7 separate regions of the Mus musculus genome follow, and all the other regions are linked to region 7. A link is a loop called in an ENCODE intact Hi-C map of the cell type or tissue named here. Cell type or tissue: heart. All regions are shown on one strand.

Region 1 (4,000 bases), 1.1 Mb after region 7:
TTCCTTTCATCAGACTTTACTGATAGAACATCTGAATTCTCACAGTGCTAACGGGCCATAAGCTTACCTCTGTTCCAAGGCCAGTAGATGCTCTGTAAGTACCATAATCTTCCAAGTTAGACTTCTTTGGGTTGATAGGAACTTGGGTACAACAAAATAATTTCTACTATAAAAAAAGAATTCTTTCTCCATAAGCTCTCTTGTATCATCCAAAAAGATACAATTTAACTCTGAGCTTCTTGTAACAATCCCTTACAAAGATGCATACCTGATTAAATCACCATGCCACAGTTACATGCTAAGAAAACATTTCAATTAATTTATCTTCGTCCCTGTCTTGCTTACTCCCTGTTGACGGCAGAAAACAAGCTGTCAAAGTAATCTTTGAAAAATTAACTCTGAGCCCCTTAAACAGACACTTGAGGCATGCAGGGCCCTGCTCTCCCTTCTTCAACCGCATCCTGCTTCCTAATCTCTTCATTAGAATCAGGAAGACAGAGGGAAGGCAAATCTTGGGAGAAAGTGATGCAGTCAGCAGTGGTGACTGAGCCCGACTCCCACAGGTATATTTAGCCTGTAATCAGGAATGTAATCCAAGTCAAAGGCTGTAAACAAAATCAGAGCTTCTTCCAGCTCAAAAAGCTGGCTCCTTCACATTCCAGCTCCCCAGTGCTCGGCCCAAGCCCCTGGGCATTCCACTTCAAAAGCACACAGGGCCACCGCTCAGAACCTAGATTGTTCCAAAAGCCAGAGTCTCTTTCCTATGTTGAAAAGATGTTTAATGCCCCTTACTGCCGACTTCAATAGCGGTGTAACAACAGCGTGGCAACAGGATGAAAACACCCATAATCCCACCTCTCCAACACAGATACACGCTGGTATTTGTGAACCTCCCCTGGGGTTTGCCTCCACATTTTTAGAAATTTGCAGACACAGAAATGTGCATCGCTCTGTATTTTGCTTGTTATTTTCATAATCACAGTCTCTTCGTTCCCAATCCCTCCCTCAAGCCAAGGCCCCAAAAGGGAGGAGAGGAGAGTGGCTGGCAACAGAGCCGCTGAGACTTTAGACATGATGCTTCGGAGAGTCTAGTAGGTGGAAGGGCCCCCAGTAAAAGACATGTCGACAGCCTATGAATTCTGGGACTCGTGAATGTGACTTTCCTCAGTCAAAGAGCCACTGCAGGCATAAGTCTGTATGTGAAGATGAGGTCAGGGTGGGCCCTAAACGTCACGCCCTGTTCCTTTATAAGAAAGAAAAGATGAGGCTGGTAAGATGGCTCACTAGGTGGAGGCCTCGGGTGTGAAGCCCGAGGACCGAGTTGAAAATCAGCTCCCCGAAGAACTTGTCCTCTGACCTCTGTACTCCACCTGTGATATGCTGGTGCCCACACATAAAATAAAATAAAGAGCTCAGATGGAGGACTGGAAATCAAAGGTATGGAAAGTGTGAAGACGGGGCAGAGGCAGAATTTGAAACAAGACTGGTACTGGAAACTCCTTGGATCCTTGGAAACCAGAGAGGTGAAGAATTGGCTCTCAGAATTTCCAAGTTATGGCCCCGCCGACGCCTTTGTTTCAACCTCTTAATCCAGAAGTAAAGCGAATGCATTTCTGCAGTTCTAACCCACCAAGTTTGTCTGTTATGTTATAGCAGCCATACCCATTCAGAGGTCAACAGAGCTCATCATAGTTTCAAGGCAGGACTTCGTGGATACTTTGAGAATTCACCCTGCAAAGGCTCTTCTTTATCTCTCTGTCTAAGGCTCACAGGCACATGGCGCCCCCTGGTGTCTGGGTAGCCCAGGACTCACAGGCACATGGCGCCCTCTGTTGTCTGGGTAGACATTCAGCGACTGGATGATTTTTGATGATTCTGCCAGTCTTCCTCCTGAGTTACATGCTCTGAGCTAAACAGATGCTGGTACTAATAGCCGTGAAACCTGGGTTAATATGGAATCTCACTGTTCTATCTCATCCCCACGGACCAGACGCTCCTAATGACTCCTGTACTGCCGACCTGGGCATGAACTCAGCCCAGGGAATCGTACTGCCCACATTCAAGTCTAGTCTGACTTCAACAAACCTAATCTAGATACTCTCTCAGGGGCATGATCAGAGATTTGTTTCCATGGTAACCCCCATCAAGTTGAGAAGTAAAATTGCCATTGTCCAAGCGCGTTTGGGTTTCTAAAATAGCAAACTTCTTCTAAGTTATGTTACAGGTGACTCGGAGTCCTTAATGTCGCATGATAGTTAGTTTTATGAGGCAGATCCACTGAACAACTATAGGACTCCCAGACAGACAGGAAAACACTATTTCTGGGTGTGTCTGTGAGGGTATTTCTGGAATTGATCAGCTGAGTCACGACTGTCTTCCCCAGTGTGGGCGGGCAGCATCTGATACACTGACGGTCTGAGTAAAGCTGGAAGAGAAGCCATTTGTGCTCTTTGCTTGATCTGGGATGCCCATCATCTGTGCTCAGATGCCAACGCTCCTGGCTCAGGCCATCTCTAATTAAAACAAAAGAACTGGAATGTTGTTTAAGATGCCGTAGTACCGAGCCCCGAATAGAATTTCAAGTTACCAAAATAAAAACAGGGCTGGAGAGGTGACTTAGCAGAGATCTGAATTTACTTCCCAGCACCCATGTAAAGATGCTCACAATGGCCTGTGACTCTAGTTCCAGGGGATCAGAAGGCCCCCTTTGGTTCCAGAGCATTCGTCTTCTCTCTCTCTCTCTCTCTCTCTCTCTCTCTCTCTCTCTCTCTCTCATTCCCTCTCACACACAGTAAATCTTTAAAGTTAAAAAAGAACAAAAGAATTCCCATAAGTGCGTTATTAGTAAAAAAGGATGCTTGTTTTATAGCTGTAGACAAAATACCATTGCAATTTTTTTTTTCCTTTTCAAATGAATGGCAAAAAGCGAGACAGTTTGGAGAAAGCTAACACACTAAAGTAAGAATCGCTTCATGTCAGTTTTTGGATGCATGGGCCTGGTGTGGTTGTAAAAATTGATTCAGGAAGACAGATAACCTGGGACTTGGCATGCTCTCCTTCCCCAGACTTGGCAGGTTAAGAGGGCTGACATGCTGCAGGTAAAAGGAGCCAGCAGCTCAGATCCATTACTTCCACTAGACACAGGTTTCCTACACTGTTTTGTCATGCCTCCCACCGAGTCAGCTGTGACGGGGCAGGGACATACTCTAGGGACATACGTTCATCTCAAGGAGACCCAACAGCCTAAGGACCATGAGTATGCTGACCAGATTGTATCAACCTGACACAGACTTAGACATATGTGGGAAGAGGGAACGTCCACTGGAGGGTTACCTCCATCGGATCATCCTCTGGGTAGGTCTGTGGGACATTCTCTTGATTAATGATTAGTGCAGGAAGGTCCAGGTCACTGTGGGTGGTGCCACCCCTGGGATGGAGGTCCAGGGTGGTATCAGAAAACAGGCTAGCCAGTAAGCAGTGCTCCACTGTGGACTCTGCCTCAGTGTCTGCCTCCAGATTCTGCCTCTGCTCCTGCCCCGACTTCCCTCTCCGATGGACTGCAATTGAAACATGTAGGCCATATAAACCCTTTCCTCCCTAGCTGCTTTTGTTGCGGCTTCCGTCATAGCAACAGAAAGCAAAGTAGGACGATGGGAGACACGGGAGTCTGGGCAGGCGGAGGATGGGAGGGTTCAGTCGTAGGGGGCAGACACAAGAAAGAGATGCACAGGAAAGCAAAGCAGAAGGAAGAGAAGGAAGCAGGGACGTGCTGTGTGTTCCCGCCTGCATTTTAAACCCACTTAGAAGATGCTGCTCCGAGCCTGGCAAACTGAGGCATGACCGGAAGCGAGGTGGCTTCTTGCCTCTCACTATATCCCATCCCTGCCGTTACCCACTTTAAAACACTGGTTGATTTCTAAATAAGTCACTAAGTCATTGTCTCCCCTCCCCCAACCGACCTGAGGTGCCATAGCGTAGCGTTCATTATCCTCCACATCAC
Region 2 (4,000 bases), 790 kb after region 7:
ATGAAGCTCACTGGCTGAAGGCTCACAGCACGGAAAATAATGAGATAAGGAAAAATGGCTTCGGTTAATCAGCACTTTTGGCCTCGACTGTTCTGTCTTTGCTAATTTGCCCTTAGAAATGGTGACTTCCCAGGTGGAGGAGAGACTTCTAAGAGTATCTAGGGTTTTTCTTTTAACCATATATTTACAAGCTGGTTACATTTATCCACAGCATTTTCTCCCAAACTGTACCCGTATGTATGCTGCAGTCTACTGCTGTACTATATTTTTGCTTTACGAAGTATCCGTGCTCTGGTGGAACCACGTGCATTGGCTCAAAAAAAGAGCCATTCCAGCACAGGCTCACAGCTGGGATCTATGACAGTGTACTTTATCAGGCAGCCACTGTGAGCCAGGTACCACGCCATAGATCTGGAATACATACCAAAGAAGTCCACCTCTGCCCTTAAAGGTTCACTGTGTTTTAGGTAGCTCAGTATTCCTGGTATCTAAGTGTGGAATATTTTTGCTTACCAAAAAGGGTCTGGGGAGATGGCTCAGTGGGCAAGGTGCTTGCTGTGCACACATGAAAACCTGACTTTGGAGTCCCAGCAGCCAGGGAAAAAGTCCAGTATGGACTGGTATGTCTCTAACCCCAGAGATGCAAGAGAGGGATGTGGAAGGAGCAAAGATGGGGGCCCTCTGGTCAGCCAGTCTAGTCAAAATAGGACTCCAGCTTCAGAGAGACATCCCATCTCAATAATAATGATAATAATAATAATGTGTCCAGAAACAGAAGGTGCACAGTGTCGACCTCAGCTCCTTACACACTCACACACAGACAAGTGCACACAAGTATACACACATATGTTTGGACTGCACCTGCTAAAGAAAGAACAAAGATAAAACTGACAGAAAGAAATTCTTCCTTGATTCCCATGTTCACTTCCCTGGGCTCCTGATTTAAATAATGTTCAGCCTGTGTCCCCAGGATATAGGGGAGGGAATCAAGGCTTATAAGACTAGTAGGCTAGTCATATGGGTCACAAAGAAGACGTGGCTGCATGGCGAATAACTTGGACTCTTGTTTGTATGAACAGAAAACACACCAGATGCCCCAGGGTTTCTTTTTCTCCTAAGGTGGGCCTACAAGAGAAAATGAGCCTTACTGGGATTGACTCACAAGCACCACCTAGAGGAGAGACGCCCTACAAGGGCAGTCTCCCCCAAACCAGTGGTGATGGAGACCAGCAGGAACTAGTCCTCTGGCCCATTGCTTTGTGTCTTTCAACTAGATTGGAAGGTAGCAGAGAACAGAGCAAGGTCTTAAAGGCTGTCTTCTAATGGTATCAGAAGGAAGATGGTCTGGTGGTTTAGATTCCTTAGGAAGCTGTCATGATGATAACCACTGTTTTCCCTTCTTTCCAGCGCAGGCACATACACCCTGATAGCACCAAACGAGAGCAGAAGGCAGAAGATACAGAGAAGTATGGCACGCACTTTCACCCGACACTCAGAATGCTTCTCCTCTTTATAATTTTTTAAAGTATTTTTATTTTCTTATTTATAGAGACTCACAGAATCTTACCAAGGTCTTAAAAAAAACTTAGAGTTTTAATTGCACTTGTAAAAATTATTCTATTGTTAGCACTTCTAAATTCGTTTCTCTACATTAGTAACAGAGCTCATGGTAATGAGTGACTATGAGCTTTGGATTTTTCTTGGGTTTAAACAACTTCACACCTATTGTTATTGTTTGGATCTTGTCCCTGATATACTAAATAAGTTGGTGGTGATATTTTAATGGTGCTGTGAATACCTTTGAAACGACATGCTATATGTCAAAAAGATTATGAGGGAATTTGTACCTTTTTTTAAAATATATGTTCCATCCCTCCTTAATAGACTTTTTCTGCCTCTGTATTCTTATCCTTCTGTATCTGTCAATCTGCCCTCTACAATCTTACCTTATACAGTGTGTATAATCACTCCCCCCCCCCCCAATCTTTGGCTGTACTCCTTGTACTTAGAGCATGAGTAGCAGGTTTAACTGAGGCACAGAACTAACAAATGCTGCCCTCTGACACTGTCGCACTATTTGTAGTTGCAAGGGGAGATAATGTTCACATGGTTCACCAGGACACTGTGTGACTGCCCACGTCAGCCATGTTTCCAGCTCCAGGATTCTGTGCTCTCCCTTCTTAGGGTATTGGTAAGGAATTCAGTAACCAATAAGGCCATAACGGCCCAGCCAGGAAAGTAGTTATCCGAAGAGACCACATGGACAAGAATCAATCAGGGTGGTCCGGTGAGTCAGTATAGCATATGACAGTGGTCTTCAGTGATTGTGGGGACTGCAGACATTTAGCCAACAGAACCCCAAGGTTCCAACATCTTACAGGCTTCGAGTTCAAGTTTCTAAGGGGAACTAAACCGGGAGATTAGGTTATATAGCAACAGAACTAAGTCTCCCAGGCGCCCCCTGCTGTCTGAATATTTGGACAATAAAGAATACCAAGACCCAAAGCAGGGTGCCAACGCACAGGGCAGAGCCTCCCTCCTCAGAGATAACAGCCAGCTTGAGAAATGTTAAAAATAAAGCAAATATAGGCATCACAATTCTTTGGGGATGTATATTTACCCGGATCTTATTGACATATGAATATTCTAGTTTTTGTACACATTTGTTATAGAAAACCTTTCGAAATAATTCATGAGGTTTTAAGAATGTCAGTGTTGGAGGGAAAACTATATTTCTTTGTGTTAGTAGGAGTTTAGCTGTTGTTCAAATTTGTACCTTCTGTGAGGACACTTAGGAGCTGCCAGGGGTGGGCCCTGCATGACTTGGGGGTCCGGGAGGGCTGGGAGGTATCAGCTTTTCATGGTCATTTTTTTCTGTCTCATTCCGGAAAACTCACTATCTGCTGTCTGCTGTGTGTTTTGATGCTGCAATGACCAGGTTTCTTTTCAAACAATCAACAACTTGCTATTTCTCTCCTGGTTAGTTGCTGAGCAAGAACTGGCAGACCTGGAGAGATGGAAGCAACAGAACAGGGCAAAACCAGTCTACTTGGTGCCACAACGGCTGGGTGAGTGGCAGATGGAAAGCCAGAGCGGGTAGGCAGGGTCACTGGCAGATCCTACTGAGACAGGCTGGGTCTGCTTTCCTTCACATGCGAAGGCTTGCTCTATGGTATTTCTGCCGGAGACGGAATTCATCTGATAGGAAACATTCAAATGTGCAGGTAGATTGCTGTCTCTGGTTTTATGTAAGGAGCAAATGCATCTGCCACAGTTGTGTGGGAATAAAGTGATGGCTTAATTGGCAAATAATTTAGAGCCTCTTAGATGATCAGCTCTGAAGAGAGCTTACCTGGGGCGCTGCATATGCCCAGTCACAGCACTTCCAGGATGCAAGGGAAAGCCACCACAGCATATCCATCCTGGCAGTTAGATGCTAATGTGACAAAACTGAACGGAGAGTCCATTGGGAACATAGAATGGGAGTAAGCTGGGGACCCAGCAGTGGGTATAAAGATGGATGTCTCCTGGGTTTTCATGCTAGGGCTGGGGGACATTTGAGTTGGCAGAGCAGGTGCTGCCAGGGTGATGGAATGTCTGGGTCTCCTGTGTGGGGTTTCAGGCCTTTAGAGGGGATACCCATACCCCCATCCCTCAGTGGGAGTCATTTACGTCCTATCTTGACTTCAGAGTCAGCTGCAGCTTAACACATAGAGGCTTGGCACAGTTCCAGTTACCACAAAGATGCCTTGGGTTAGAAGCCACATACCACCACAATAGTCTTAGAGATAAAGGTGGAGGGGGTGGGCAAGGGAAGAAACTAATTTGGAAATCTCTTAATGAATGAAAGATATAGAACTATATATGTAACTCCACACATTTCACCTTTAGCCAAATAAACTTGAGGAATTTGAGACTTGAGGAATATAGTCTAAACGTCCTCCTCCTCCTCCTCCTCCTCCTCCTCCTCTTCCTCCTCCTCCTCCTCCTCTTCTCCTCC
Region 3 (4,000 bases), 700 kb after region 7:
GTTCATTATACGTGTTTCTTCCCAAATCCCACTTACTTTATTTTCCTGTTACTGTGACGATGCTCAGATAGAAGCAGCTCAGGGTTTAGAAGAAAGAGTTTAGTATAACAGTCCAAGGTCTGTCATGGCAGAAGTCACCATGAATACATGAATGCAGTGCTTAGCCAGGTTCCATATCTTATACAACCCAGAATCCCTTACTTAGGGAATAGGGTCACCCACACTGGGTGGGTAATGACATTTTAGAATCTGTCAAGCTTACAGCACTGACCATTGCAATTGGTTCATAGATAGAATTTAGGAAGTCCATGAATTTAGAAAACCCCAAATGTTTTAAATTGAATGATTAAGCAATTCTATAAGGGAAAATAGCCCACAGTGGTAATACACTCTTTTTATTTTATTTTATTTTTATTTTTTTGGTTTTTTTGAGACAGGGTTTCTCTGTGTAGTCCTGGCTGTCCTGGAACCCACTTTGTAGACCAGGCTGGCCTCGAATTCAGAAATCCGCCTGCCTCTGCCTCCTGAGTGCTGGGATTACAGGCGTGCGCGACAACTGCCCATCCCTCAGACAGGAGTGCTTAACACGACTGCACTCAATCCCAGCCAAGAGCACACACTTGACCCAGAGGGGCAGAGGACACTGAGGAGAGAAGGGACTTCAAGGAGGCACTTAAACACATTTCTTCCTCAGTCAATTACACCAAAAGTACACAATAAAGAGTAAATTAGTTGAGTGGATCATTCAGTAACTGCTAAAGCTGTTTAAAATTTTTAAGCAAAACCTCTTTTCAAAGTTTATTCTCTTGTTTATTCACACCAAAGAACGGCAAGTACAAAACCCAACAAGGATAATGTTCAGTGAGAAGAACTTTTATAGTAAGTAATTAAGCTGAGAAAGCTGAAAAAGAATGCCTTATTTTGGTGTCAAGATGAATAGGAATCTGAAATTTGTTTTTAATTTTTCTCCAAAATAATTACAAGACGGAAAGTCTATAAATAAGAATCCAAGAGAGTCTTCACTTTCCTGCCCCCCTTTGACTTCTGAAATACAGTTCAACTTTCTACCAGCTGTTATTTTAAAGCAGAAACAGTAATGAACATATGGGCTTCCTCTATCAAGCAGCTGCAGTGTAGTTAAAGTTATAATAATTGTCTTCCTGTAAGATAAATTTACATTAAAAACATGACCAGTAAGAAATAGTCGAGCCTCAGAGCCTTCTTATACAAAATTTAAAAATTCACAACCATCTATGACAAATTACAGAGATGTAGATGAAATCCCTAAATCCTGTCTTTTGGTCTTCAGGATTTAGTAGATATAACAGATGATGCACAAATCAGTTTGCCTCATCCCCATGGCCCCATAGTTCATAGTTTCCTTCTTGTTCACAGTGCAGTGACATCGGTGAGTTCAGATACTCATTCCTAAAGGCAGCAACTAAGTTCTTAAAAGTTAACAGTTCAAATCCACTATTTCCATTGGCCATTCAACTCCGAACCACAAGCCCCCTGGTGTATTACAAAAATCTTAACACGTGACACATTACTCCTCACCCCGACCCTCACCCCACCCCGGCTATGCCTCACTTATGTGAGTTGGAGTAAACTGAAAGGAACCCGCAGCACATTTGATCACTCTGTGGAAATGGAGCTACCACCTACCTTTGTCTGGATGGTTTAAAATCATAATTCTCTTGTGTGCTGTTCTAATCTTGGCCTTGCCAGCAGATGGGCTGTAAAAAAAAATTAATAGTGCAAAATGCAGATTATAAATTAATGATTTATATGGGCTACAAGAAATTAAAAACTAATGAGAATTTCACCATCTTGTGGACAAATACAAAATTACAAGCTTTATGCTTAATCCCACTAACCAGCAAAATAAACCATCATGATAATATTGTATTTTCCTTCAGTCCTTTATAATGCCAATCTTCATTCTCAGATTTAGAAAATAAGTAAATAAAGACTGATTGGAGATTTATTCCATCATAGAACCCTGACCAGCAAGCACAAGAAAGACCCTGGGTTCAGCACCCAGCACTAAAACCCATACGACAATACTACAACTCACAAGCACCCCACACATACAGGCCAGGAGAGTCACAGGATGCACACTACGAGGACGAGGACTGAAAGCTTACACTTCTCAGGTCACCCTGGAGGAAGTTGACAGTGTGTGTTATCAGTATTTGAGTTCCAGAACTAGTCTGCTAGCCTTTGAGTCAGTTTTGCTATGGAGCATTGGGTGTTGTTGGCCAAGGTCTGAATCTCTGTGCTCAGTTTTCTCACTGCAGGGAGCCAGCATGCTCCCGCAGGGCCAGGATAAGGCCAAGCGCTAGGACAGGCCCGGTAGGAAATGTGTGCCCTAGAAGAGTTGCCTTCTGTAGTCTTTCAACAAGTAATCTCAAAACTCCATACGGTGTATCTAGCTTTGTAAGAAACCTGTGGGAAAATCTGGTAGTAGAGCATACAATGTGAGTGAAAATTAAAGAAGACAGATTAAATAAATATAAAATTACTATGGCAAACATATTTTCAGAATTCCAAGTGTTTCTCATTTGTACACCTTCTGAGCATGAAAAATATTTTAGTACCGACAGTAGACTCTATTGTACTAATGGCCATAGGATGTAAACAACTTCACTTTACCAGGTTTCAAATGAGTAAATTAACAGCCAGCCTAAAGTCTGCTGGTAGCCGTGAAGCTCCAGGGAATCTGAATGGATGAACTGAGTGTTAGTAAAGCACACGGTTTGAGTTATTCAAGTCGAAATTCAAAACTCGGAATTCTACTGCTCTTCAGTGATCAGCTTGTCTTGCTCACTTAGAGCTCGGAGTTATAATTTTCTCATACATAACATACATACAATAAAGCCTACCTCCAAGACTTTAAAAAGGAAAGGATGTGTATAAAAATGACACAGTTTTGTACTATTAAAGAATAGGATATAAACAATCAACATTTCCTGAATGACTCCGAAGCATTACCTGAGTATGAATTAAATTCAACTCTGAGACTCTACAGAGGCTGGCTGACCCTTCTTAAGGACCCAGAATGCTGCTTAAGGCCCTCCTCCTGTTCAAACAACTTCCCTTGCTATCGGGCGTCAATCCTTCATTCTGTTCCTGTTCCAGTTTTTAGCAGTTTCTTGCCAATTACATGCTACCACTAGCCTCCTATAACATTGCCACACATGTTAAAACACACTATTACAGGCCTGGAATAGTGACACATGCCTATACTTCTAGCAGTTAGTAGGTTGAGACACAAAGATCTTGTACTTAAAAGGCAAAAACAAACAAACAAACAAACAAACAAAATTAAAATAAAAAAGACAACTCCTCTGCAAAAAAAAGAACAATTACTAGCTAAATGAATATACAAACCATTTTTCCATGAATAAAATAAACAAGGTCCTTTATGCAAGGACCCAAGAATACTTCTTTTCATTGCTTACAGAAAGCCGCCTTATAGAGGAACATATTTTTAAACTTACTTTTTAGTTATCTCTCTATAAATAGATATTGTGTGATGTCAAAGACTATTGATCTTTGAGAGAGCAGAGTAGCAGTCCCCAGAGCTAAGAAGACTATTCTATTTAACTGCTTATGAAGAAATAAAAGCCACAGCATTCTGAACCCGGCACAGATTTGCTTCCTGTGGCTGATGTACCTGGATCCTTTGTTTAAGGAGCCCATGCTCCAGCACATGGAAACGAGCTGTGCTGTCTCATTGTTCCAGATGCCTGACATATCCCCTTAAGTACATATATATGACATATATATATATGACTTACAGGCACAGTCTACAGCTTGTACCTTAAAACACTACCTCAGACTGAATATGCAATGAGTGCTTGATGGATTTTACAGTACCCTCAAACAAAACCAAAGAACCCACAACCAAGAGCAATAGTAATCACAAAGAGTGAACTCCTTAAAAGAACGAAGGCTCTACCCTAGCAAACTCTAACATTATAGGACACTGTTATAT
Region 4 (4,000 bases), 1.1 Mb after region 7:
GCCAGCTGCAGGATCAGGTCGTCTGAGATCCAGGAAGCCTGGGCTGGAGTCTCTGACTTGAATTTCTAACACACTAGCAGCTGCTGCTGCAGTCTCTACTGAGATCGACAAATCCCCTTTGAAAGGATTTCTACATGGGCAAATGAGGAAATGATCTTAAAGCTTGAGACCCAGACCAAGCAGCAGGCTGAAGCCCCAGATTAATGGGCAGGGGTCTTTTTCTCCCTCTCCACTGTGAACGCACTTTCCTTGCCCATTTAATCAGTGGCTTCTAGGTCAGAGCTGCCACAGACCCATTTAGTTACAAGAAAATTCAATAAATAGCACCTCTCAGAAGCACTTTCAATGCCTGCTGTCAGGGGAAGAAAGGGTTCATGTCCCAGGATGAATTAGAGCGCTCGTTAGAGACCCAGGGAGGTGATGCCTTTGTGTTATATCTCTAGAGAACCCAAGAACTGTAATTCTTCTCAGACATTCAGAAAGGAAGTTTCAATACCAAAAAGGGATCTTATGATGACTCTGTGAGCTCTGGTCACACAGACACAATACTCAGCATGTATGTCTCTACCCCAATCTTCCGAACCCCAAAGAAATGGCTATTTGAGGGCAATCCATTCTAGTAAATCTATCATTTTAAACTGTCTTTGGGTTTTGAGACGAATAAAACGTAATCTTAGCTGAAGGATAGCTCAGTTGGCGTAGTGCAACCAAGAAGACCCGAGTTGGATCCCCGGAACCAGTGGGGGTTTGTTTGATGGATTTTAAAAATAAGAGAACCTGGAATACTAGACATTGGTGCACTCTCGTAATCCTCACTCTCAGTGGGTCATCCCAGCACACAGTAGTTAACCTATGCACTCAGTAGGCCATCCCAGCCCTCAGTGGGTCATACCAACACTTGGTAGGTAGGTCCAGCACTCAGTAGGTCATCTCAGCGCTCAGTGCATAACCCCAGCACTGACAAGCTCATATTTGGAATTCTCTGGACAGCCAACCTAGGCTAATCGTCACTCTTCAAGCCAGTGAGGGACGGGTCCTAGTAAACCAATGTGTGTGGCTTCTGAAGAACAATACCCCAAAGTGGCCTCTGGCTTCCACACACATACGCACACGCACCCATACACAAGTGCACCCTTTCACATGCACACATAAATGTCTTCTAAGTAGAACTTGATGCTTTCCCGCTGGGGGACACAGCTGCAATTCAGTGGAAACTTTGGAGTCGCCCTGGTCCAACTCACAGCCATTGGTCTCAAATCGCACTGATATTTTCCAAAGATGCTGTAAGGTGGACTCTAACCCACAGCATGCTTTGAGAAACGGGATTGCTAAATGAGTGTTTTCATGAGTCAGGTCCACTCAAAGAGTTACATTTCTATCCCACACATTGAAACATAGTAACGCCTTATGTTTTCAGCCAACCAAGTTTTCCCTTGTAGTATCCTTTAGAATTATATGAAACGCATAGAATAAACATCCCAGAAGCCTGGACAGATCTTAGAGTGTGGAACAGAGCAGAGTCCTCTTCCCTCCCTACCACCCCCCTTGCCTAGATCCCACTATCAAGTTTTGCTCTAGAAAACCCAGTTTTCTACCTGACTTCCCTATCTTAGAAGATCAACAATCTGCCTTCCCAGAACACAGCTACCTGCGAAACACACACACTCGCGCGCACACACACACACACACACACACACACACACACACACACACACACACACACCTATCTTGATTTGTATAAACTATCCAGGACAACAAGAATCTTTAACCTTGTGAGAGCTAATAAGAAATACCATGAATTAATGAACGAATTTATGGTCAAACTGTAACAAGTAGTCTTTTCAAAAAGATGTATTCATTTTTAGATAAGCATAATTTAGGCCAAAACGATAACAGCTTCCTTTAACAGAACAAGGAAAGGGAACAAGACAGAAGGAAAAGAGGAAAGTGAATAAAGTGGGCATCCCCCCCCAAAATTGCAGCCAAGTCAAGGATAAATGTTCGGACACAGTGCCACCTAGTGGACATTGTCCCAATTGACAGTCCCAGGTTTTCCAATGGGGAAGTTTCAACACTGAGTGCTCTGTCAAAGTAGATTACATTAATTTTTTTCATCTTTTCTGTCAGAGTACATCTGCAGAGACATGAAAACAACTGATTTGATTTTTTTTCTTAATTTCAACTGTAGTTTAACTCATAGGAAAAAATGCTGGGATTTCACAATCTCTCCTCCAGGGAGCACGGCATACAAAAGATCAATTGTGTAACTGTGGTCTTGACTTTGTGCGACTTTTCTTAAACAGGACATCCAAAAGAGTGTGGTTCCCAGGAGTGTGATAGCGAAAGCATCCAGTCTCCTAGGACCTAGCTCCCTTCAGACCCCTGCATGGCCTTTTAAATGATTTAGGAGGGTTGGTTTTTTGTTGGTTTTTTTTTTCCAAACCCAGGAAATAGCTGCTCATCTTGAGAAGTTGGGCCCACTTATGGGAGGCCACACTGGTAAGAATAAATACCAAACTCTGAGTTGTACTTGAAAGTCCTTGGCTGGCTCTAGGGATTTCAACACTTCCAACCAATTTCTAAACCGCCTTTACAAACTGCCAAATAACTAACTACTAGGAACAAGACCCCGAGTATATAAGATTAAATTGGTTTTATGTTTGTTTGACTGCAATCTGGATACCATCCTTCTAAATAATAAAAATATATGTCCCAGCTGCCTAGGTTCCATGTAAAAGGTCAAGTTATTGGAGTCTGGGTTTATCAGTCTGAAATCCCATTTGGACTGTGATAGGAATCACGTGATCCATTGGTACCTGTCAATCAAATCACGGGAGAAGCAATTTGTACAGCCAGATGCTCCCGACACTAGACACTATCGCAGCAGTCAGTAGCAAGGGTCTCAGGTGGCTGCCTCCCTCTGCAATACCACAGCAGCTGCAGGGACATCTGGCTGGTTGAACAAGGATTTAACACCCCGCTTGCCAGATATAATACAGGGTTCATACACTTGTTAACATATGTAATGCATTCATTTTAACATCTTAATGATACCCTTCATGTAATTCTTCTCCAACCTAGTTACAAGAATAGTGCATTCATCAGCCAGTTAGCACTTGAATGCCACACTCCCGGCTCTTTCTGGAAATGAATAGTCCATTTCCCACTCCTGCTGGGAAGTCCTGTGGACTTCTACTTGGTAAATAGCTCAGAAATCCTATCTCCTCCTCCCGGGCCCAGGCTGCAGCATCAAGATCCCATCACTCCTCAGGAAGACAATTGCCTCTTCCTACCTAATCTCACAGTCTTTGTGCCACAGACAGATGCATGGATGGTGGCAGGAAAAAGCATCTTAAGTACAAGGGGAACTTGTCCCTCCTCTTCTTGAAATCACTTGGTGACTTCAGGAACAAGTACAGTCCTAAGGTTTATAAGGCCCCCTCACGACTGGGCCTCTGTGATATTGCAAGATAGATAGAGGGAGAGACAGACAGACAGACAGACAGACAGAGACAGAGAGACAGAGAGAGACAGAGAGAGAGAGAGAAGGAGGAGGAGGAGGGAGAGAGAGAGACAGAGAGACACAGAGAGACAGAGAGAAGAAGAAGAAAGAGGAGGAGGACGACGAGGACGAGGAGGACGAGGAGGACGAGGACGAGGAGGAAGAGGGAGAGGGAGAGAGAGAGAGAAGGAGGGAGGAAGGGAGGGAGGGAGAGGGGGGATAGGAGCATCTTCTGTTATTCATAAACCTTTTTCAACCAGACCTATTCATGCCAATGAGATAACTCAAGGGATGGGAGCTGGTTGCCAAAGCAACCAAGTACACGATTAGGAGATAGGAATTTTGCAAGGCGTATCCCACTGTCCTTCCACATCTTAAGACTTAGAAACTGTTTTGGTCAAGGGGAAAACTGGAACACTTGCTATCTGAAGTCTTTGGGTGTAGAGAAAGCAATAAGCTGTTAACTGAGCTGACTGCCTGGCTTCATAGCTCTTCCTC
Region 5 (4,000 bases), 410 kb after region 7:
AGACTGTCTTAATCTGGTGTGAAACTTTTCAAATCTTTTCAAACAGCCACACCAATTTCTTCTTTTATAAATGCTCTGTGTCAGATACAGTGGGTGACATCTTCAGTCCCTGCTTCCAGGAGGCTGGTGGCAAAGGCACAGCCCAAGGCTCACCTGGGCAAGAGAGAGAGTCTCAGTTGCATACCAGGAGTCTATCTCAGAAAACAGCAGCATTGGAAATCCCTGTCAGTCTTACTCATCTCCGGGAGAAGAATTTGTCGGTGGCGTTTTGTTTAGTTTAGTTTTGTTTTTTTTCAATTTTTTCTTTTTTTTTTTTTTTTATGTTGGGGATTTCAACCCATGACAGTAGCTAACAGATGAACATTTTTTGGTAACCAGAAGCTCAAGTTTGGTTTAGTCTACTAAACTTTTAGAGAACTGCTACTTAATATGCAAGGCAATTTCATTTTCTTCCCTTCCAAACACATCCTGAGAGTCTTTCTGGGTGACACGGATTTGTTAATATTAGGAAATAAAACTTTCTCTTGCTTTTCAAGTCTTTGCACCTTTTAGTCATTAATTTGTCTAAGTGTATATGAAATTAAACTCATGTAGGGACTCTACCAGAGGTCCCTTCCCTCCTATCTGAGAAGCAGGGAATCTCTCTTAGGGCATTGATGCCACACTGCCTCTAGAGAAAGAAACCATGATACCACCAGGTTATATTTTTTTCATCAAGCTTTCTGAAGCACATTCTTTTCACAGAAGTTAGCACCAAGTAGCCTAGTTTGAGTTCTGGTACCAAGTCCAGCCAAGGAAGCACCAGGGAATAAAGTGACTTCATTTCAGGAGTGTTATTCTGCTGCATGGAGGGGCCTGCAATGAGACCATCCCGCCATGTTCCGATGTCACAAGAAAACTGTTTCGCCCAGCAGCATTTAATCCTATCCTTCTCTTAATGGCTTCAAAGTCTGCGTGTTGTTGGAAGTGCTGCCTCCTGACAGATTTGTTTTCCTCCTAAATGCCTTTGCTCAGAAAATACCACTTCCTTTTTGGACTGAAAAGCCACATGACATAGCAGGAAGCCCATGGGCTGAGAGCCAGGCACTGCCAGGCACTTCCATCCAGAAATGCTCTTCTCAACCACGAGGGCTGAGACAAGTAATTTGCCTTTAATTTTCTCTGGTCTAAGTTTCCTTGTTTCAAAAAATGTGAGGTCTGATAGCCTCTGCATGAAATTGTAATAGGAATTAATAAAGTAATGTACATGGTACCTGTTATATGATACATTGCATGCAGAAAGGACCCGATCCTTTGTACTGTGACTGTAGTAGGTCTTGATATTTGAGACCTTGGCCATGTTCAGTTCTCCTTTCTGGAAGGTTTTGCATCATCATTAAAGGATGTGCTTCTTCATTTTATTGCTTGTGTGCTCACTGTAGGGAAGTGGCTTAGCAATGTGATGGTCGGGCTCTACTGAAGGACAGTAGAGCCGGGTTAACAAGAAGCATAGATTTCATATGCTGTTTACAAACCAGACTTTATTCCAAGCATCTTATAGTAGTAACCCTGTGTAATCCTGACCCAGTAAAATAGGTGCTATGGTTATACCCTCTCTACAAATAACTTTATGGTGGTACAGAGGTGGTGCCAAATCTCCAGTGAGTGGGACGACGGGAATGTGGACATGAGCACTCTGCAGCTGGCAGCCCTGGGCATTTTCTTCTCCTGCTTAGAAGCCTGGAAGCCTCTTTATTCTGGGACATCTACTTTTGAAAGATGTCAAAATGCCTGCTGGAAGGAGGGAAGAGAGGGGGTACACTCTCAGTCAAGTGCTATTATCCCGCAGGGGTCTTCCAGAAGATGCAAAGCCACTGACAAACCAATCCGTGTGATCTGCCAACAACAGACTGGCTCCCCAGTGTCAGGAGAATGGCTGTCCATGGGAATGGTGTCGTTTCTTGTTTGGCCCAGAACCCTTCCTGTAATTGCAATCTTGGCAACGACAGCCACAGGAGATTGAGTGAAACCTTGTGGATACCGCATGGGAACTGTTTCTTTGTAACACCTAAATAGACCCTATTTATTGAGCATTTAGAAATGGTTTTAAATGCTACTTCTAAAGGAGACAGCAGAGTACCATATAGGCTTCCAATGAGGTGTCAACCGACAATGGTCATATTAAAATATTAATGCTCTCTCAGCCTCACTCTCCCCTCTGTGCCTAGGATAGAGGCTTCTCAGCTCGACTGCATTTCAATCACAAATAGAGTTTAAGATTTGCTTGCCTTGAATCTCTATGACTGTGAGCTTCAACCATCTGCGCTTTCTCATTCTGCTCATGGCTCCAAGAAAGTCTTGAAATTTAGCACATTGGGAGAAAAATTTCTACGGAATAAATTCAGATGTACAGTGACATCTAAAGTCTTGCAAGTTTTTATGTTACTTGAGAGACATTTTCTCCGTAGGATTGAGTTGAAGGTGAGAATTAATTTAGCCCTCCCAAATCATCTTTTGAGGTCCGGGGGCCATCTTTCATGCCAGATCACCTTCATCTCATTTCTTACTAACTTGTGAGATTGTAGAATTGGCATGTAGCTGACTGTGTTTCTGTCAAGTTCTATTAAGTGTCCCTTACTGTACACTAAAAAACCTTATATGTGCACATCTGATATTATTTTTAGTCCATGTTAGAACAGCAATGCCTATTTAAGTAAACTGTGTCCTGAGACATAGACCTGTGTGGGCTTTACTTGGGTCACTGTGGCAGTGATTTCAATTTTACAGATGATCTAAGGGACATGTCACTCACTGTTTATAGTTTAATGAATTGTAACTGAAATATAATGAGTGGAGCAGACCTATGCTGTACCAATGTGATAGATTGTAGCATACATACGTGTACCTATTTCAATCAAAATAAGGAATGTATCAGCCATGCCAAAATAGTTCCTAGTTCCCTCTGTAATATTCCCTCCTCATGGTCCTGTCTATCACATTCCTTGAGAACCATTGGTCTTCTGTTTGTCTATAAATTATCTTTTTTTTTTTTTTAAGATTTATTTATTATTTTATGTAAGTACACTGTAGCTGTCTTCAGACACACCAGAAGAGGGAGTCAGATCTTGTTACGGATGGTTGTGAGCCACCATGTGGTTGCTGGGATTTGAACTCTGGACCTTCGGAAGAGCAGTCGGGTGCTCTTACCCACTGAGCCATCTCACCAGCCCTATAAATTATCTTTTATGACAAAATTTTCTTATGAATGAACTATGTAGGATTCATTCAATGCTTGGCTTCTTTCACTCATTACAGTTGTTCTGAGAGTGATTCACGATGTCATTTAGGCACTAGGTGAATAGCAGTGTTAAGAGATGCTGTCCTTACTTGGTTTCTCGTCTTCTGAGGAAACACAGGGTGGTGTGTGCATACTGATAAGTAATGAAGCTGTTGCCTTTATCAGACTGAGGGAGTTTCCCCTGGGCTTTAGGCAGGTAAGAAAAAGAGCTCTGTCTTCTGCCAGATGTTTCCCGGCACCCATTGAGATGATCTACATCTTCTCTTATTAGTCCACCGTGGTGTAAACGTCATTTGGTTTTGTTGTGGTGGTTGTTGGGTTTGATGTGAAACTAGCCTTGTATTTTCTAGTTCTTTATGATACATTATCATTTATATAGATCATTAGATTCAATTTGCCAAGAGCTTAGATGCAAATTTTACATAAAAGTTCATGAAGGATGTTGCCTATAATTTCCTTTCCTTCTGTTTTTGCCTGATTTTGGTATGAGAGGAATGATAGAATCCTAAAATCAGTTGTCAAGTAATACACACATATACATACATAATACATACATACATACACACACATATATATACAGATACATTTACACATACATACACACATACACACATACATATATACACACACATGCACACACATATATACACACATACATATACACACACATTCACAAATTCATATGCACAACTTTCCATATGACTGTAAAAATTTGTGTACAAT
Region 6 (4,000 bases), 87 kb before region 7:
ATTATTTTCTATGCCTTTAACCTGGGTTTCTCTTCCCTTTTTATCTCTATTATTTGTAAATCTGGTCTTGTCATAGTGTTCCAAATTCCTGGATGCTTAACATTTTTTTTGTTCTTTCGAGACATTAACATTTTTTTAAGCTGAACTATTTATTTCTTCTACTTTCTCTTCAAAACTCAAAATTCTATCTTCCATGTCTTGTTGGTGAGGCTTAACTCTGAGGCTTTTGATTTGCTAAATTTTGTATTTCCAGTTTTATTTCAGTTTGAGTTTTCATTAGTGATTGTATTTCTTTTTTGAAGTCTTTCACTTTTAATTTTGTATTATTTCATTCAACTGTTTCTTTATGTTTTCATGGTCTTCATTAAAGGATTTATTCATATCTCATTTAAGATCCTTGAATATGTTCATAATTGCTATTTTGGATTGTGTTTCAGTTTTATTACATTTATTAAGGCCTGCTGAGCTGAAACAGGATTATTAGTTTCTGGTAGAGGCATATTATTTTGGTAGTTAATGTGTTTTTATACTAGAGTCTAGGTATCTGGAATTATGATGATTAAGGTATTTCTAGTTTTGACATATGGTCTTGTCTTTATTGGATAGGTGTCTTATTCTTTGGTTGCTGTTGTCCTTTCTGGATCCTAGGCAAGTTGGGTAGATGTGAGGTCCCTGGTAGAGAATGCTTCCACAAGTTGGTTGGTGACAGAAAGGAATGGGGATAGGCTAGGGAAGAAAGACTGAGAGGAGCTATGACAAAGAGTTAGGGGGATCTGGTTCACACCAAGAGGTGGAAAACCCAGCAAACCCAGCGAGTGGATTGTGGTAAGAGGTGGGATGTTTGCAAGTAGGCTGTATTAAGAGGAAGATTAAATCTGGAGATACAGGGATGAAAGAGCTAGAGAGATCTTGAATCTATACCAACAGTCGTGGTCTTCAGTGAATGATGTTGAGATGGGAGAAGGAGCTCCTGAAAGACCATTTCTGTTGTACAGAGAATGATGAGAACCAGAGTGGTAGTAAAAATTACCTTCATGAGTCCAAGCCACTGTGGTTTGCCCTATCCTATCCCCATTCCTTTCTGTCACCAAACAACTTGTGGAAGCATTCTCTACCATGGACCTCACCTCTACCCAACGTAAAAATTAAAAGTGAAAGAGTATTTGGTCCAAGGTAGCAAGTGTTTCTGGGTATTGCCTGCTGACACAAAGGAATGGAGATGAGCTAGAAGGGAAGCCTGGAGTCAGGGGAGACTGAGTTGTCTCCCAACAAGAGTGGACTCCCCGGGGTGTGGAGGTAGTGTGGGAAGAATAACCTCTGCAAGCCATCTGCTACAGGACTGCCTGAGACTGGAGAGATCAAAATGGAAGACAGGAAGGAGAATGAAAATCTGTCCTTCCATCTTATGATCAGTCTAGGTCAAGTGTTTATTCATATTCTCAGCTTCCACTATAATACATTTTTTAATGAATATGATTTATGGATTTCTTTTGGTTGGAATCTAGCTTGCTATGATTCTTTGTAAAGATTTATGTAATTCTAATAAAATATCAGTAGATGGCAGTAGATGGCTTTTCTTTTCTTTTCTTTTCTTTTCTTTTCTTTTCTTTTCTTTTCTTTTCTTTTTCTTTTTTATGTTCCACCATAGAGATCTAGGAGAAAAATAACAAAGAAAACAACAACAAAAAATCCAACTCAATCTTTTTCAAATTTGTAAAAGAATAGTTGGTTATTAAATATTATGTAAGAGTTCTTCAACTGATGTTGATTTGGAAATAAAGATCAAGAAATACCAGTTATGTTCTTTTATGAATCTAGTTTTCTTCATTCTTTATATGTCACCAAATATTTGAAGGAGTGCAAAAAGAGTAGGATGCTATTTACCTTTATAGAGTATAGTCTAACAGGGAATAGAAGAAAATGATGAAAAGTATAAGAACAAAAGGGTTTTTTGAATAGTTGGGAACGTGCTGAATACTTCACCTAATAAGGTAAATGGTACTACCTAGATTTAAAGTGAGAGAGTCTCACTGTAGAGCCTAAAATGTTATCTAGCAGAGTATGTAGAGAAACACTATACTAAAAAGAGAGAGTCATGTCTGCCTAGATATGCTTTCTTTTTGAAGAAGATGGTATCTAAATTAGAGTTGAATTGAAAGGTTGACTGTAATGTGGATGTCTCAGGGTTTTACTGCTGTGAACAGACACCATGACCAAGGCAAGTCTTATAAAAACAACATTTAATTGGGGCTGGCTTACAGGTTTAGAGGTTCAGTCCATTATCATCAGGTGGGAGCATGGCAGTATCCAGGCAGGCATGGCGCAGGAGGAGCTGAGGGTTCTACATCTTCATCCAAAGGCTGCTAGTAGAAGACTGACTTTCAGGCACCTAGGGTGAGAGTATTAAGCCCACACCCACAGTGACACACCTACTCCAACCAGGTCACACCTCCAAATGGTGCCATTCCCTGGTCCAAGAATATACAAACCATCACAGTGGACATGATCAGAACTATCTCAAGAAACATTATGTCATAGTATGGTGAAGTAGAGATATATAGATAGACAGACAGACAAACTGATTGATTGATTATGGGTCTGCACATACTATGTGCCAGGCATTTCTTGGTATCTATGCTTTTAAAGTTTGCATTGGCTGAAGGATATAAAAACAGGTATAAAAGATGCCAGTGATGATCAATGTTATTAAAAGCAATAGAGTTGGAAACATGGCTCAGTCAGTAACGTGTTTGCATACATGAAGACTTAAGTCAGTTCCCCCAAAGCCCACATAAGAAAGCCAAGCAGAGTAGTATATGCCTGTAATATGCCACTAGGAAGGCAGAGATAGGATGGTCCCTGGACATGCTGGCCAGCCAGTCTAGCCTAACCAGTGAGTTAGGTTCAGTGGGAGAGTTTATTTCCAAACAAACAAAGACATAGAAAGTCATTGAGAAAGACATTCACTCAAGGTCTGCCTGCCTTTGCCTCCACCTACATGTGCACACGTATGGATGGGGGGGGGGAGAGAGAGAGAAAGAGAGAGAGAGAGAGAGAGAGAGAGAGAGAGAGAAGAAGGAGGAGGAGGAGGAGGAGGAGGAGGAGGAGGAGGAGGAGGAGGAAGAAGAAGAAGAAGAAGAAGAAGAAGAAGAAGAAGAAGAAGAAGAAGAAGAAGAAGAAGAAGAAGAAGGAAGAAGCAGGAAGAAGCAGGAAGAAGCAGAAGCAGAAGAAGAAAAGAGAAATGAAAGAATAAGGCCATGAAGAAGAAGAAGAAGAAGAAGAAGAAGAAGAAGAAGAAGAAGAAGAAGAAGAAGAAGAAGAAGAAGAAGAAGAAGGAAGAAGCAGGAAGAAGCAGGAAGAAGCAGAAGCAGAAGAAGAAAAGAGAAATGAAAGAATAAGGCCATGCTTAAGGAAGAGCTGTTAGGAAAGATTCCCTGTTAACACAGTTAAGGGAAATTGGATTCCAATATAACTTAAAGGTGACCAGTAAGGTTTTTTTGTTTTTGTTTTGTTTTTAAGAAAGTTTACTTATTTATTTTATGTATATGAGTACACTGTATCTGTCTTTAAATAAACCAGAAGAGGGCATTGGATCCCATTATAGATGGTTGTGAGCTACCATGTGGTTGCTGGGAATTGAAGTCAGGGCCTAACCTTTGGAAGAACAGCCAGAGCTTTTAATCACTGAGCTATATCTCCAACTCCAAGTAATAAGTTTAAAAGAAAGAATTGTATTATCTAAAGGAAGAAAAATAATCAGAATCTGGTTTGTCCCTTGAGTGAGACAAAGAGAGCTCTGGCCTTGGACATTCTACTTGTGGTGTACCTTTAAGGACAAAGGGGCAAGGAACTCACTTTATCTTTAAAAATCTAAATTGCCCTGAGATCTCCATCTTTTGGAGAATTCTGAGATAATAACCTAGTATTTGTGTCCTGAATAACAACAATGAACTTATAATTTATTGAGATATGCAATGCTGGAGAGGACAAAGAGGTGAGG
Region 7 (4,000 bases):
TAATGCTTAGGTTACATTCTTCCCCTAATTTCCTTCTCCCAAATTACCCCATGTGTGTGTTTGTGTGTGTGTGTGTGTGTGTGTGTGTGTGTGTAAGCAAGTATGCACATGTGTAAAGGTTAGATGACAATCTCAGGGGACAGTTACATGTGCCTCCTCCTCCTCCTCCTCCTCCTCCTCCTCCTCCTCCTCCTCCTCCTCCTCCTCCTCCTCTTCTTCTTCTTCTTCTTCTTCTTCTTCTTCTTCCTCCTCTTCCTCCTCCTCCTTCTTCCTCTTCATCTTCCTCTTCCTCTCCTCCTCCTCCTCCTCCTCCTCCTCCCCTCTTCCTCCTTCTCCTCCTCCTCCCCCCTCCTTCTCCTCCTTCTTCTTCTTTTTGACTTTTGAGACAGTATTTTGTCAGCCTGGACCTCTGCCTTCCCAATGTTGGGACTACAAATTCCCACACAACTTAAGAGCTACTTCAAAGTGGTCTACGGCTGATCATGCACTAGCTCAGAAGATCTGTGCTATGACTTTGGAGAAAGGAGGTTGCTTACATTGGACAAGGTTTCATGGATGATCTGGGTGTATATGGATGTGCCCTTGGCCCTGGAGATGAACATCTTTGCTACTGTAGGGAGGAGAAGTCAGAGATACAACTGTGTTGCTGTCTTTCAATGTTTGCACCTACATTTCCTAGGAGAGTAGAAGTGGCCAGTTCCAAGGAGTCAACTGCCATATAAGACTCAGTAAGCAAAACGCTGTCCAGACTACCTTACTGTTCAGACTTGGCCCCAGGCACACAGGAGGTTCTCTGCCACAAAGGAGCTTTTATGAGGCAGGGGACATTTGATCTGAAGAAGTAGCCATAAGTTTGAAAACAAAACATTGGATGCAGAATGATGAGTCTACTGGTGTATAACTTTGGGTTTCCAGACTTTACATTTAGGCTCGAGTTAATTAAAAAGCTGGCATTCTGGAAGGGATTAGTTGCCACAAAAATCCCATCGAAATTGGGATAATGAAAGGGATCAGATGGCAGGGGATAAAAGGAATCAGTGGATGGAGGAGTCTGCAATGGCGTCACTGGCCATGAAGAAGGGAGGGTCAGCCAACATATCTTGCCATGCTTCCTGGTCCAAGGACTGTCTTTGTAGGCACACCCTGACGATTATTTAGAGCTGCATCTGACCATGATGGAGACACACCAGGGTGGCCTGGCAGGTACCCACTGGCTCAGACTCACTGACATGGAGCCTGGGGATGCAAAACTCTTTAGAGCACTAAGATGATGCACTAAGAAGGTCTTGGCAATGGCAAATTCCTCATTGCAGTAAACTCCAGGTGAAGCTGATGCCATGGTCCAAGGCCCACAGCTCGAGAAGTTGCTCTGCAGGGTTGCAGAATGAGTCCTCTTGAGCATGAATATGATGCTAGCAGGTAGAGACAGTCAGGTGATCCAGCACATGGAATTCTCCCACCAAGACAGCTGGTTCTGCTATGGTGCAGGTATGGTTTTAATACATCTCTCAGGGGCCACGTGCTCTGAACTTGGTCCCCTACGTGGCACTCTTGGGAAGAGTCAAAACCTTTAACAGATGAGCAACATAACATAAAGGTCTCTAGAATGGATTGATACTGGTCTTGAAAAATGGTCCAACTGATCTTGTTGAATGAAACATACGAGAAAAGGGTGTATGGCATCCATCTGCTCTCTGATGTCCCCATGATGATGGCATCTGCTACAGTGTGGCCTAGCCAAGGGGGGGTTTAACAAGAGACCAAACCAATGGAGCTGGCTGATCCTGAGCCTTCATCTCACAACACTGAGAGCTCAACGGATGTGTTTTCTTCATGAACTCCCCAGCTATACTACAAAAAAGAAACACAAACCACCAACAACTAGGCTGATAGAAACTGCGCTTCTACCACGTGGGTGGTGTAGACTGAGGCTTTCTGCAAACCATGTGGCTTCTCACCAGGATCAGTGCTTCTCTTTCCCACTTTCTTTGAAAAGAAAGGATATTCGGGGGGGGGGGGGACGGGGAGGGAGAGGGGCTGGGTGTGGATCAAACTGAGGTTAGAGAGGAGAGTCTTCGGCTTGGCAGATGGAGTGGATTTCTCCACAAACCTGTGGGGGTTTCTCTCAAGTTTTACCTGGTGACGGCTCTATACAGGACAATGGAGTTTCTTTTCTAGGGTTTCTAAAAAATCATGGCCGATTTCCTTGAAAGTGTAATTGTTCGATTTTTATTAGTGATTTCTCTTAGAATGTATTCATAAGAAACAAACATAGGTAGACATCATCTTTTAGTAGTTCGAAATCTTCGTGGATGGCAACAAACGTGTTTTCCTATAAATAGATCACACATGCACGCCATTAGATCATCTGCAAAAGTAGAAGTTACCGGCCAGTAGGTGGCGCTGTTTACTTCTTTTTACAAGCGCATAGAGTCCTCTGATAGTCTCTAAACTATATGTTTTCAAAAATGGTATAGACCCACCCAACCATTCTTTTTAAAAAGCATTATTTACAAGAAGCCCAATCATTACTTCTTTTCTGGACTCAAACTGGGTGACTGTCACAGTTTATTAACTAGAGATGTACTTAAGAGTTATTAATCTTGTCTGAGGGCAGAAAGCATTTAGCTTCATTATTTCTCTTTTGCTGTTTCTAGAACAGCTGTCTTCTCCTCCTCCACCAACTCACCCCCACACTGCAGATGCTAGCTCCTCGAGACAGAAGCCAGGCATGAATTTCAGGCCACAACTGAACTCTGGCTTAAATAAAATAGTGTGTACTGGGATCACACCTAGTTCCTCTTAGACATTATTTTTGACACTTTAGAACACGTTTATGAACAAATCCCCGAAAGAACAAAGCCCGTGAAAAAAATTTACATAATAGCTGTAGGCAGGGCCATGAGATCAGAAGGAGACCAGGGATGCACTTTGGCGTTTGAGTCTCAGCTCTAGTGAGGTAGTACAAGGTATGGTAGTTAACTTCTCTGGATAATGGTTTTTATCATGTTTATAACTGTTTATAACATGTTTATAACTGTTACAATCCCCACTAAATCAGAGCAATTTGGTATGTGACATAATACATATAAACGGCAGACACTCAGTCAGTGGCACTTGGCATTTTACTTTGTTATACAAGTCTCATCTTCAATTGTCAGGTTTGTCTTATGCAAAACATCCCTCCAGAACATCATAGAGTAAATTCCATCACCTCCATTAACAACACATTTACTTCTAACTCTCCTCCAAGCTAAGCATTGCTAATTCTATGGGTTTTCTCATCATTAGCATCATACCTATATTTTTTAAACTTCCTGGGCTTTAGAGGCACAGAGAGGCAATTCAGTAAGCATCATTTGCTGCTGAAGGTTAAAGCAGCTGTAGCCTGTGATGTCCCACTCAGCTGCCAATACTAATTTACCACAGAGAGGTGAGCACACGGCTAAAATGTTGAGCACAGTGTCTATTTTCTCATCTTGGTTTAAGATTATGAAAATTATATATTGCCTACAGAAGCTTGTATTCCTAGTTACTGATGGTTTCCCAACATGAGAACTAGATACATCAAACCGCCAACATAATTCTACTATGAATTAAAATTTTATTGTCTATCAGTATTCAACTCGATTTAAATTCAGAAGCCAAGCAGAAAGATTAATACAATCAACTGGAATATCCAGAAGCAAGAGAATAAATACCATGTAGTGAAAAAAATTCACCCTAACAACAACTTGAATTTTCTATATTTATCCGTGTGTATTTGCTTCACTTGGCTGTCAATTTTAATTGGTCTGCAGCACACTGTGGTTCTAATATATTCAGAATTTCAATTGTTATCTCTTCCATTTATTATAGTATCCCCAAACGCAGTCTATTCTTCACAAATAATAAAGGTTTCTCTTATTGTAGGAATAAATAGCTTATTAAATCGACTGCTAGTTTTTATACGCAATGACACCATTCTTCAGAGGTGCAAAAAAGAGGGAACCTGTCTCCT

Evidence for each region. A loop is a pair of places that touch in the nucleus more often than their neighbours do. Peaks named below come from ENCODE experiments on the same cell type or tissue, not always from the same donor. Only the 100,000 strongest peaks of a DNase experiment are listed, where the experiment ranks them.
Region 1: it touches region 7 in a loop (6-fold over the local background); 22 of 42 quality-filtered maps call a loop at or near these places.
Region 2: a loop joins it to region 7, with 10 times the contacts of the local background. A loop is called at or near these places in 31 of 42 quality-filtered maps.
Region 3: a loop joins it to region 7, with 5 times the contacts of the local background. A loop is called at or near these places in 15 of 42 quality-filtered maps.
Region 4: a loop joins it to region 7, with 5 times the contacts of the local background. A loop is called at or near these places in 21 of 42 quality-filtered maps.
Region 5: it touches region 7 in a loop (2.8-fold over the local background); 6 of 42 quality-filtered maps call a loop at or near these places.
Region 6: it touches region 7 in a loop (3-fold over the local background); 2 of 42 quality-filtered maps call a loop at or near these places.

What each region holds. Positions count from the first base shown.
Region 1 is chr14:78,271,957-78,275,956 of GRCm38, forward strand. No RefSeq gene overlaps it. Among named protein-coding and RNA genes, the nearest start is that of Tnfsf11, 34 kb to the right of the region's middle. In heart, a CTCF peak has its summit at 1,803 (motif pointing left); no DNase peak of the experiment used is centred here.
Region 2 is chr14:77,925,763-77,929,762 of GRCm38, forward strand. Epsti1 (epithelial stromal interaction 1 (breast)) reads left to right here. Exons shown (of 12, transcript NM_029495.2): 2 at 1,408-1,466; 3 at 2,985-3,068. Among named protein-coding and RNA genes, the nearest start is that of Epsti1, 24 kb to the left of the region's middle. In heart, CTCF peaks have their summits at 1,177 and 2,477 (motif pointing left); a DNase peak (open chromatin) is centred at 2,359.
Region 3 is chr14:77,838,503-77,842,502 of GRCm38, forward strand. It overlaps Dnajc15 (DnaJ heat shock protein family (Hsp40) member C15), which reads right to left. Exons shown (of 6, transcript NM_025384.3): 5 at 1,666-1,736. Among named protein-coding and RNA genes, the nearest start is that of Dnajc15, 34 kb to the right of the region's middle. In heart, a CTCF peak has its summit at 1,825 (motif pointing left); no DNase peak of the experiment used is centred here.
Region 4 is chr14:78,286,075-78,290,074 of GRCm38, forward strand. The region is part of intron 2 of Tnfsf11 (tumor necrosis factor (ligand) superfamily, member 11); the gene reads right to left. Among named protein-coding and RNA genes, the nearest start is that of Tnfsf11, 20 kb to the right of the region's middle. In heart, no CTCF peak of the experiment used is centred here; a DNase peak (open chromatin) is centred at 2,347; H3K27me3 peaks cover 356 bases.
Region 5 is chr14:77,545,688-77,549,687 of GRCm38, forward strand. All of the region lies in intron 7 of Enox1 (ecto-NOX disulfide-thiol exchanger 1), which reads left to right. Among named protein-coding and RNA genes, the nearest start is that of Gm6994, 41 kb to the left of the region's middle. In heart, no CTCF peak of the experiment used is centred here; no DNase peak of the experiment used is centred here.
Region 6 is chr14:77,051,952-77,055,951 of GRCm38, forward strand. The region is part of intron 1 of Ccdc122 (coiled-coil domain containing 122); the gene reads left to right. Among named protein-coding and RNA genes, the nearest start is that of Ccdc122, 17 kb to the left of the region's middle. In heart, a CTCF peak has its summit at 1,556 (motif pointing right); no DNase peak of the experiment used is centred here.
Region 7 is chr14:77,139,402-77,143,401 of GRCm38, forward strand. No RefSeq gene overlaps it. Among named protein-coding and RNA genes, the nearest start is that of Enox1, 15 kb to the right of the region's middle. In heart, a CTCF peak has its summit at 2,392 (motif pointing right); no DNase peak of the experiment used is centred here; H3K27ac peaks cover 747 bases.